Regions from separate parts of the Homo sapiens genome. Here region 2 is linked to region 1. Evidence: chromatin contacts called from ENCODE Hi-C or POLR2A ChIA-PET data. All regions are on one chromosome and are shown on one strand. Each heading gives the region's core, a stretch centred on a gene start or an enhancer-like site at or near the end of the contact. The rest is flanking DNA. Distances are from core to core; before and after follow the strand shown. Region 1 overlaps CACNB4 (calcium voltage-gated channel auxiliary subunit beta 4). Region 2 overlaps CACNB4 (calcium voltage-gated channel auxiliary subunit beta 4).

Evidence for each region. A loop is a pair of places that touch in the nucleus more often than their neighbours do. ChIA-PET counts read pairs that join two places held with the same protein, here RNA polymerase II (POLR2A). Pooled maps may share reads with other maps.
Region 2: a pooled map shows a loop between it and region 1 (2.8-fold over the local background). The contact joins two enhancer-like sites. A Hi-C loop is called at or near these places in 1 of 168 maps with a recorded cell type or tissue (cardiac septum), 5 of 37 single-sample maps with no recorded cell type and 6 of 50 pooled maps. POLR2A ChIA-PET finds 5 or more read pairs at or near these places in 6 of 52 experiments (HepG2, MCF 10A, PC-9 and 3 more).

What each region holds. Positions count from the first base shown.
Region 1 is chr2:151,839,226-151,843,992 of GRCh38, reverse strand. It overlaps CACNB4 (calcium voltage-gated channel auxiliary subunit beta 4), which reads left to right. Exons shown (of 14, transcript NM_000726.5): 13 at 1,905-2,090; 14 at 4,614-4,767. Among named protein-coding and RNA genes, the nearest start is that of ARL5A, 13 kb to the right of the region's middle. Within about 2 kb of position 3,517, at least 3 of the 41 ENCODE cell types and tissues checked have a DNase peak (open chromatin) inside an H3K27ac peak, as active enhancers do.
Region 2 is chr2:151,889,709-151,894,475 of GRCh38, reverse strand. The region is part of intron 2 of CACNB4 (calcium voltage-gated channel auxiliary subunit beta 4); the gene reads left to right. Among named protein-coding and RNA genes, the nearest start is that of ARL5A, 64 kb to the right of the region's middle. Within about 2 kb of position 2,640, at least 3 of the 41 ENCODE cell types and tissues checked have a DNase peak (open chromatin) inside an H3K27ac peak, as active enhancers do.

The sequences.
Region 1 (4,767 bases), core at 2,268-4,767:
TGAAGTCATCTTATTCTTTTCCTAGTCTTGTTCCAAGAACCCCAAATGGCTTTCCAATTTAAGGCCAAAATTTTCCATAAAAATTGATGTGATGAAACATTTAAATAGTAAATGTTGGGAGAGAGATTGTTTCCATGGTGACTTCTGCTTCAGGAGTCCTTGTTCTAAGCACAGAAGAGAATGACTGAACTGAGACACCACTAACTTCACATCATCCAGTTGCCATTAACCTAATTTCAGCCAGCTTTATCAGTGCCGATGGCAGTGACCCTGTCTTTGATTCATTCCTGGGAGGTTCTTATTTTGGTAAAATGAGTTCATAAAAGCAGATGAAGGTGGTGGGAAAGGTCAATCCTACTATTGAAAGTTGAGATGTGAGCCGGGTGTGGTGACTCACGTCTGTAATCCCAGCACTTTGGGAGGCCGAGGCAGGAGGATCGCTGGAGCCCAGGAGTTTGAGACCAGCCTGGGCAACATGGTGAGATCTCATCTCTACAAAAAGTTAAAAAAGTTAGCCAGGCACAGTGGTGCATGCCTGTGGTCCCAGCTACTCAGGAAGCCGAGGTGGGAGGATCGCTAGAGCCCAGGTGTTCCAGGCTGCAGTGAGTTGTGTTTGCTCCAGTGCACCCTGGCCTGGGCCACAGAGCAACACTGTCTCAAAGAAAAAGAAAGAAAGAAAGAAAGTTGAGATGTGCTAACACTTACCTGTGGAATGACTTTTCTCTTTGTGTGGTGCCAAAGTTTTCTGGTTTCCCTCTGAAGAGTATATGTCTGGGGTATATCCTGTCTGTGTTCCCAGCCACACTGCAATGACAGGGGGGCCACCCTGCTCCTCTGGAACAGAACAACTTCCTGAGTACAGACCAGATGTTGAACAATGGCCTTACTGTCCGAAACGTGGACAGCAGATACTTCTTTTGTGACCCCCTGCTTTCCCTAACTAAACACCCCTTGTTCTTTTTTAACCATTTCACAAAATGATCTTGTGGTAGCAGAAACCACTGCCATGTGGTTTTCTGTTATTAATCCTAAACTTTCTTTCCTTATTGTTTTATCATAAAACAGATAATGTTATTTTCACAAGCATTCTGAAAATTACCTAAGTAAATGTTATTCCCTTCAACATAGTTACCTTAGGAGAAAAAATGTTTATTCCATTGATGTGGTCATTGCCCAAAACATGTCTAGAACTCCCTTCTCAGTGCCACAAACTTGCTTCTCTCATATTCCAAAGTGTGTAGAGTGCAGCTCTATAGGAATACATGGCTAAAGATGTGAATACACGTGGGTTTTTGTCATATTTTACCTGTAACACATTTACACTTACTTCATCTTTTTCTTTCTAAATAATGAAAAATCCGGCTGGGCGCTGTGGCTCATGCCTGTAATCCCAGCACTTTGGGAGCCAAGGCAGGTGGATCACTAGGTCAAGAGTTCAAGACCAGCCTGGCCAAGATGGTGAAACCCCATCTCTTCTAAAAAAAATACAAAAAAATTAGCTGGACGCAGTGGCAGGCGCCTGTAATCCCAGCTACTTGGGAGGCTGAGGCAGGAGAATTGCTTGAACTCAGTGGACAGAGGTTGCATTGAGCCGAGATCGTGCCATTGCATTTCAGCCTGGGCAACAGAATGAGACTCCGTCTTAAAAAAAAAAAAAAAAAAAAAAAAAAAAGATCCAAATATTGAATGAACACTTTCATTTTTATATTAATGTCTACATTCGTTCATGGATAACTGTGTAACTCTTCACTTGACCCTAACTTTAGAAACTGCCCATATAGCACCTCAAATTTGATTTTAGCTAATAGCTATTAAAAATGCTATTATCTGTGTTAAGTGGAATTTTAGGTTTCATTGCCTAAAACCTAAAATGGAAGTAAAGTGGATTTTCTTGTCATCTACAGGAAATGTTTGATGTTATATTGGATGAAAATCAGCTTGAGGATGCATGTGAACATCTAGGGGAGTACCTGGAGGCGTACTGGCGTGCCACCCACACAACCAGTAGCACACCCATGACCCCGCTGCTGGGAAGGAATTTGGGCTCCACGGCACTCTCACCATATCCCACAGCAATTTCTGGGTTACAGGTATTGTCACTTTTTCACTCATGCTTTTTACAACCTTACATGTAAAATTCTATGGGAACTTGATTAGGATGGAGACTGGAGTCATCCTTAATCTGAAGAGGGAACACTATGTGCACATTATATTTAAAAATCTTAAATATTATCTAATTATGATCTATCCTAGAGAAAACTACCCAGAGACTGACAATTTCCTGAGAATTATGCTGTCTGTGAATTTACAGTGGATTTTACTTAGGTAAATTAACTCCTCCTATGTCTAAACTCTGCTGGCAAACGTAATGCCTACTCAATGCACCTGCCCATTACTTTTTTTTAGAGACATAGTCTCACTCTGTTGTTCAGGCTGGAATGCAGTGATATGATCATAGCTCACTACAGCCTCAAATTCCTGGACTCATGGGCTTATGCAGTCCTGCTGCCTCAGCCTCCCAAATAGCTGGGACTACAGGCACATACCACACACATGGATAATTAAAAAAAAAAAATTGTAGAGACAGTGTCAGTGTCTCACTTTGTTGCCCAGGATGATCTCAAACTCCTGGCTTCAAGCAATCTTCCTGCCTTGGCCTCCCAAAATGTTGAAATTACCATCATGAGCCACCACTCCTGGCCCCTCCATTACTTCTTAATGCCACTTCTTAAGGATTACACAATAGCTAAGTAAGATATATAGGTGCAGATAGGCCTTTCAGCTGCCCTTAATTAATCCTGCCGCACCCAGGTTGCTAGGCCTGCTCTCTACCTTGCACAAGACAATGTGGATATAAGTAGAGCTGCTCTGTTCAGAAACAGTAACTGATCCCTGAGTTTTCTTGGGGCTGTGCAGGTGCCCACCTTTGTAAGTGGCTGTGGCACGTGTCCTTTAGGGAAGCTGGTGACGAACACAGGATCAAGAGGTTCTCCCTTCTGCTGTTCTGGTATTGCACTCAGAGGTAGAGATAGGGAACCAGAGACCTTATGGTACAAAATGAGCCTGCCTTTCTACATCAATTATTATTTACCATTCATCAAGTAGCTGCTGGAATGTGGCCAAACCCGCAGCAAACTGAGGAACATGTAGTCAATTGAGCCCTCTTGTATCATGATGAGTTTTGTTTTAATGGATTATAATGATAGTCTTAATTGTCGATCATACAGAGTTAACTCTGAGATAAATGGCACTCTCTGAAATGCTATTATAGCTGTATTACTCTGTTACAAAATTGCATCTTTGTAAGCAGAAAAACTGTCATGCAAATGAATAGCTTTTGAAACTAGAAATGAACATGAAAAATGTACTGTGGTAATGTACAGCACATACGCATGCATTAGGACTATTTCATGCCTTGTTTCACTTCCCATGGGCTGATCTGAGTGTACATTACTATTGACTAGTGTGGATTGGCTCTGAATTGTACATTACAGAATGAGAAATAGATGCATGAAGCAATACACTTCTGTAATGTACGTAGAAATGCAATGTTGCACTTTTATATTGAATACAACAATCTTGACTCATCACTGCTAAGACATCCACCTAGAGTGGTTCTCCCTGTTTCACTAATGAGTTAATGTGTTGCCCTTTATTCTGTGGCCTATTTCTTCTCCCAGTAACAATTGACACTTCATTGTGAGGCACCTGAGGTTAAAGGCACAGTCTGTGACCTGTCAAATGAATTTCCTTCTGCCTGAATCTGAGTGTACTTTAGATGAGATGTGTCTGGGCCCATGGTTTCAGCAGGATCCTGTGCCTTAACTGATGTGACCTACCTAAACCAGTAGACACAAGTAGATAAATGTTTTCTCATAGTGGAGAAAAATGTTGAATAACATTTTCTGAGCCTTCAAATAAGTATCTTAAGATGCTAATTTCAATTAATGGTATTAGAGGAATTTCGTTTATATTGGAAGATTATTTTGCAGGACATTTTAGTTGAGGAAGCAAGATTTATAAATGTATCAATTAGCTGGCTTCATAATTATTGTATACACCCTTGGAAAGATTATTACATTTATGTAGGATGCAGAAACACTTTATTTTATGAACAGCACAAATAATAATTTTATTAAAATGTTTTTAAAAGGTATAAGGAATATTCAGTTAGATCAAGGTGAGGTGTGTTACTTTAGAAGGAGAAAGATTATATCAATTCAAGAGAGAAATAATAAATGCTATTCTGAACTTTATTTCCCAATAGTAAAATAATTTTCATTTTTGCAATAGAAATGGAATTATTAGAACTTCCTAAATATATTAAGTTCCATTTAACAGTTAGCTTTCAATTCTACATTTGTAATAGGAAGCATAGTCATTCAGCACTGTGGAATTAAACTCATAAACTATCAACACTCTGGCATCTTTTCATGTTGTGTCCCAAATAAATAAGACCAGATATTCTAAGCAGATCATTGGTGCATCAGGATGCCTTATTAAGTCAGATATTTAGCATCTTATTGTACAGATCCTATGATTTTACATACATTTACATGTTTAGATGAATGAAGCTGACATTATTTAATCAATGAACTATCTGATATTTTTAGAGTCAGCGAATGAGGCACAGCAACCACTCCACAGAGAACTCTCCAATTGAAAGACGAAGTCTAATGACCTCTGATGAAAATTATCACAATGAAAGGGCTCGGAAGAGTAGGAACCGCTTGTCTTCCAGTTCTCAGCATAGCCGAGATCATTACC
Region 2 (4,767 bases), core at 1,391-3,890, 51 kb before region 1:
TTAGCTGTGGGTTTGTCATACATGGGCTTTATTACATTGATATATGTTCCTTTTATCCCTAATTTGTTGAGAGTTTCTATCATGAAGGGTGTTGAATTTTGTCAAATGAGTCTTCTGCATCTGTTGAAATGATCATATGGCTTTTGTCTTTCAGTCTGTTGATGCAATGTGTCATGTTTATTGACTGGCATATGTTGAATCATCCTTGCATCCCTGGGATAAATCCCACTTGATAAATCCCACGTGATATTTGATATGTTGGATTCCATTTGCTAGTATTTTGTTGAGATTTTTAAATTATTTTTATCTTTTTTAGAGACAGAGTTTTGATCTGTTGCCCAAGCTGGAGTGCAGTGGCATGATCATAGCTCACTACAGCCTTGAACTCCTAAGCTGAGGTAATTCTCCTGCCTCAGCCTCCCTAAGTGCTGGGATTACAGGCATGTGCCACCACTCTTAGCCTTGTTGAGGATTTTTGTGTCTTATTCATCAGTGATATTGGCATTGGCCTGTAGTTTTCTTTTTTTGCTTTGTCCTTATTTCTATTTTTACTCCTTTCTCATATTAATGAGTGAAGAGATAGGTTGTTCATCTTTTTCTTATTAACTTATTAGAGTTCTTTGGATATGAAGGATATTAAACCCAAGTCACTTATGTGACAATGTTTTCTTTTTGTCATTTTCATTTTGACTGATTATTGTATTTTTTTCCCAGACAAATGTTTAAGATTTTTATGTAGTCAGATTTATCAATCTTTTCTTTTCATGGCTTCTGAACTTTTTGGCATGCTATTTTAAAACTTTAGCATAGTTTCTGTTAGTGGTAGTAGAGGTGTGTTTATATACATATATATCTTTTAAAATATATGTGTGTTATATATATAATATTGCCTTTAAATCTCTTCATCTATAATTTATTTTTATATAAGCTATAAGACTGAGTGCGATGGCTCATGCCTGTAATCTCGGCACTTTGGGAGGCTGAGGTGGATAGATTGCTTGAGTTCAGGAGTTCGAGATCAGTCTGATCATCATGGCAAAACCCCATCTTTATGAAAAATATAAAAATTAGCTTTGCATGATGGCACATGCCTACAGTCCCAGCTATTAAGGAGGCTGAGGCACGAGAATTGCTTGAGCCTGGGAGGCAGATGTTGCAGTGAGCCAAGATCGTACCTCTGCACTCCAGCCTGGGCAACAGAACAAGCCTCTGTCTCAAAAAAAAAGATATAAAATAGGGATCTATTTTTTTTTCCAGTTGGCTAGCTCAGTTTCCCAACACTATTAACTGGATAATCATTCTTTTCCCATTGATTTGCAGTGTTTCCTATATCATGCATTAATCTCCCATACAGAGCTCAGTTTGTGGTCTCCTTGTAATTTCATTGATCTGCGCCAGTACCAAACATGTTTAACTTTTGTAGTTTTATATATTTTCATATCTATTAAAAAGGCTAATTCTCTTTTATTCTTCCTTTAACATTTTTTTCTAAACAGTTTCTGGATTTTAATTTTTTCAGTCAACTTGCGTAGCATTCTGTCAAGTTAAAATTGATTTTATTCTTCACTGGTCTTTCCTACATAATTTCCAGCAACCCCTGGAGGCAGGAAGAGTGTACACCCTTTGGGTGAAGTCTGGGCAGTATTGGGGTCTCCATTTAAGGTTCTCTTCTTCCCCCTGAAGCCATCTCATTGATTCTTTCATTCAGCAAATAGTTTTGAGCTCCTATGAAGCTTTGTGCTAGGAACTCTGAGGACCACAAAACTGGTAAGACATGACTCCTGCCTGAAATGAAGTGTAGATGCTTTACTGTGGTTTCCATTGTGTCTTCAGCCACCTCTGGGGGATCTCCTTCTGTTTTTGATGGCATACCTGGATTCAGTTAGCCATGCATACACATTCCCTTAATGAGAAACTTTAGCCAGTTTTTTAAAAAAATCATTCCAAAGAGTTATTTAAAGATATTTTTTCATCACACAGTTCCTGGGACTACAGAAATGACATGGGCGAGGCTCAAGTCCTTTTCCCTACTTTCTTCCTGTCTTCTAAACCAAGCTATATTATTCTTTTTTATGTGACAGAAGGAAGTCTTTTCTTTTTTTTTTTTTAAGACACAAGTGATTGCCTGAAGCTACTTTTAGGGGAAACATATATCCTGTTGTCGTATCTCTCTCTCAAGAATCTGACTCTCAAGAAAACAGACCACAATGTAAAAGTAGTGTTGGGTGTGCTGCTTTGTAAACCACTCTGGGGGCCATGTGAGAAGAAAGCGTCTCTCAGTCAATCACTTTTCCAGAAAAGTCACAGAAGTCCGTGTTTTCAGGCAATGATCAGCGCCTCATCAGTATGCAGCACTGCTTCTACCAGCAGCATATTCAGGATTTTCTGAACAAATACTGTGATTTCCTTTTAACGTCTCTGCTGAAACTAGATTAGTGCAGCTTGAGCAGCCACCCTGGAATGAAGACCTTGTGCCGGGTCTAATGCTGCCAAGTGCAACTGCCGGGATCAGCCAGCGGGAGCCACCCTGTCACACACCTGTCATGTAGGTTGATCAGAAGCTCTCATGAAGTTTTGACTAGGCAGGGTGGGTTTCTAGATCAGCTGCTCAGTGTCCCATGTTGTTATTCTGTGACCTGTATATAGTAAAGCTTGGTTGCTGGAGGCCACCTTCTCCCAGTAGGTGATCACTTTCGCTTTCCCAGAAGGAAAGTGAGCTCCACAATCTCACTGTCCCTACTGTTACAATAAAGTTCTTGTTGGATGCAAAAATGATCATGGGTGTTTTCAACTTCTGTTACTCCTTAGTCTCACAGAAGGTTTTTGATTTATTGCTAATTGTGCTTATTGATATAGCACTTCTTACATACATGTAAAATATTATGTGCTGATTATCACAGCAGTTTTTGCCCAAAAGCATCCATATCAAGTAATCTTTGTTTTTTGTTCTTTCCCAATGTATATGTTGAACCACGTGAAATTACAATTGCAATGTTTGCAATTTCATGATTCAACCTAACAAAAGGAATCTACCCTCTTGCTACCATCATTACCACTGGTTTAACTTGCAAATCTGCTTGTAGCTCACATCTCAGTTTCTCCTTTCTCAGAAGTGGCTAAATGGCCATGGCTGGTACAGATTTCCTTTCCATCTCTATCTGGGCCTTTTTGTCACCTCTCTCCTTGTACTTGTGGGGTCAATTAAAATTCTTCTGCTGTTATCTCCATTCATGGGTCTCCTCAGACTAGCAATTAAAAGAAACCTGTCTGAAATCAGGGCAATTATAGCAAAAACTAGCCAGCACAACAGGAAGGGTGAGATTGGCCAACTTTTATAAATTAATATTACTTCCTGTTAAATCAATTATGTAAAATAGTTGTAATAGAACCCATTAATTTGTATTCCATTTATGAGATTATTCAAAGCCTGTGCTTTAGTTTGAACTATACTGTATATTTATATATAGTTATAATTTAATTACAAGAAATAATCTGTAAATAAGTGGTGTGAACATAATCGGAGGCATTATCATTTTAGAGAAAAAGAAAACTCTCAGTGCTACCTTAGAATCACCTACCAAGAACTAAAATGCTGAAGAAAAATTTTGTGGTTAGAGCAGAAACTCAAAGAAATTCACAAACCAAAACCTTGGTAGCCTACAGATACCATGTGAATGCAGAAATAGTGAACATGTCTTTTGAAAAGCAGTCTGCCATTCACTTCCCATGATCTCAGACTGGCATTTTAAAAAATACGTCTATCATTGTAAATTAGTGAGATTCTGGTATTTGATTAATATTAACAAAATACTGAGGAATGTTATTTTGTTTTACTGAAGGCAGCTAAAATGTTTGATGTTTTAATGTAAGTTTTTGCACCAGATTTTATAGGGGAAATTTTAAAAAATGAATCTACCACACCCTTGCTCCCCATGTAGTGACCTATGAGGGTGTGTGGAATGGTGTGTGAGGATGTTCTTGTTGCCTGTCTGAGCCTCAGATGCCTCATCCGTACAGGGTGGATAATCATAACTTACTTCTTAGGGTTGATGTGATAATAATATCTATAAGTTAGTAAGGGATGAGCAAACATTCATTCTCTTCCGCTTCCCTTTAACAGCCTTTTATGAACATGCTCCTTTGCTACCCTTGACGACTCTTTGAAACCTAAAAAGGAGCTTTAGTCAGATTAACAGCTGGGGCTGAATTTTAGGTCTTCCATCCAATAAGAGTGAGCTGCTGTGATTGTAAGCAGAACTTGTCTTATTTTTTCAGCCAACATTTTTGAAAACCTATTTGTGAGAATCCATGCAAGATACCTTAGAGAAAAGTTATCTCGGCGATATAATTTCAAGAGTTCCTCACTCCACCAACGTGCTGGGAATGTATACTTATCAAGCGCTCTGGATTAAGGCATTGAAGACTGTAATTAAAAAAAGAACAAAACAAAACAAAAAAACTCATGAGGGTGAGGTTGCTAACAATTAGCGTCACACCAAGTAAACACAGCAACCTTGGTCAAGTAACCACCTGAGAAGAACTTAAAATCATGGAACAAAGAAGAGAGAGATTCTGATGGGAGTGACTGTGTCTTTCTTTGAACAAACTCGAGGTCCTGCCATGCCAGGCACTGTAGGGCCTATGTACTTGGAGACGCAGCCTGGACCCTGCTAGGCTAGGTGCCCTAGCAAAGAGTTCTGGGCATGTTTGATAAAGGGGGTGAAGGAAAAGGAAGCACATTTGCAAGAAAGGGAGGGGCCAGCCTGT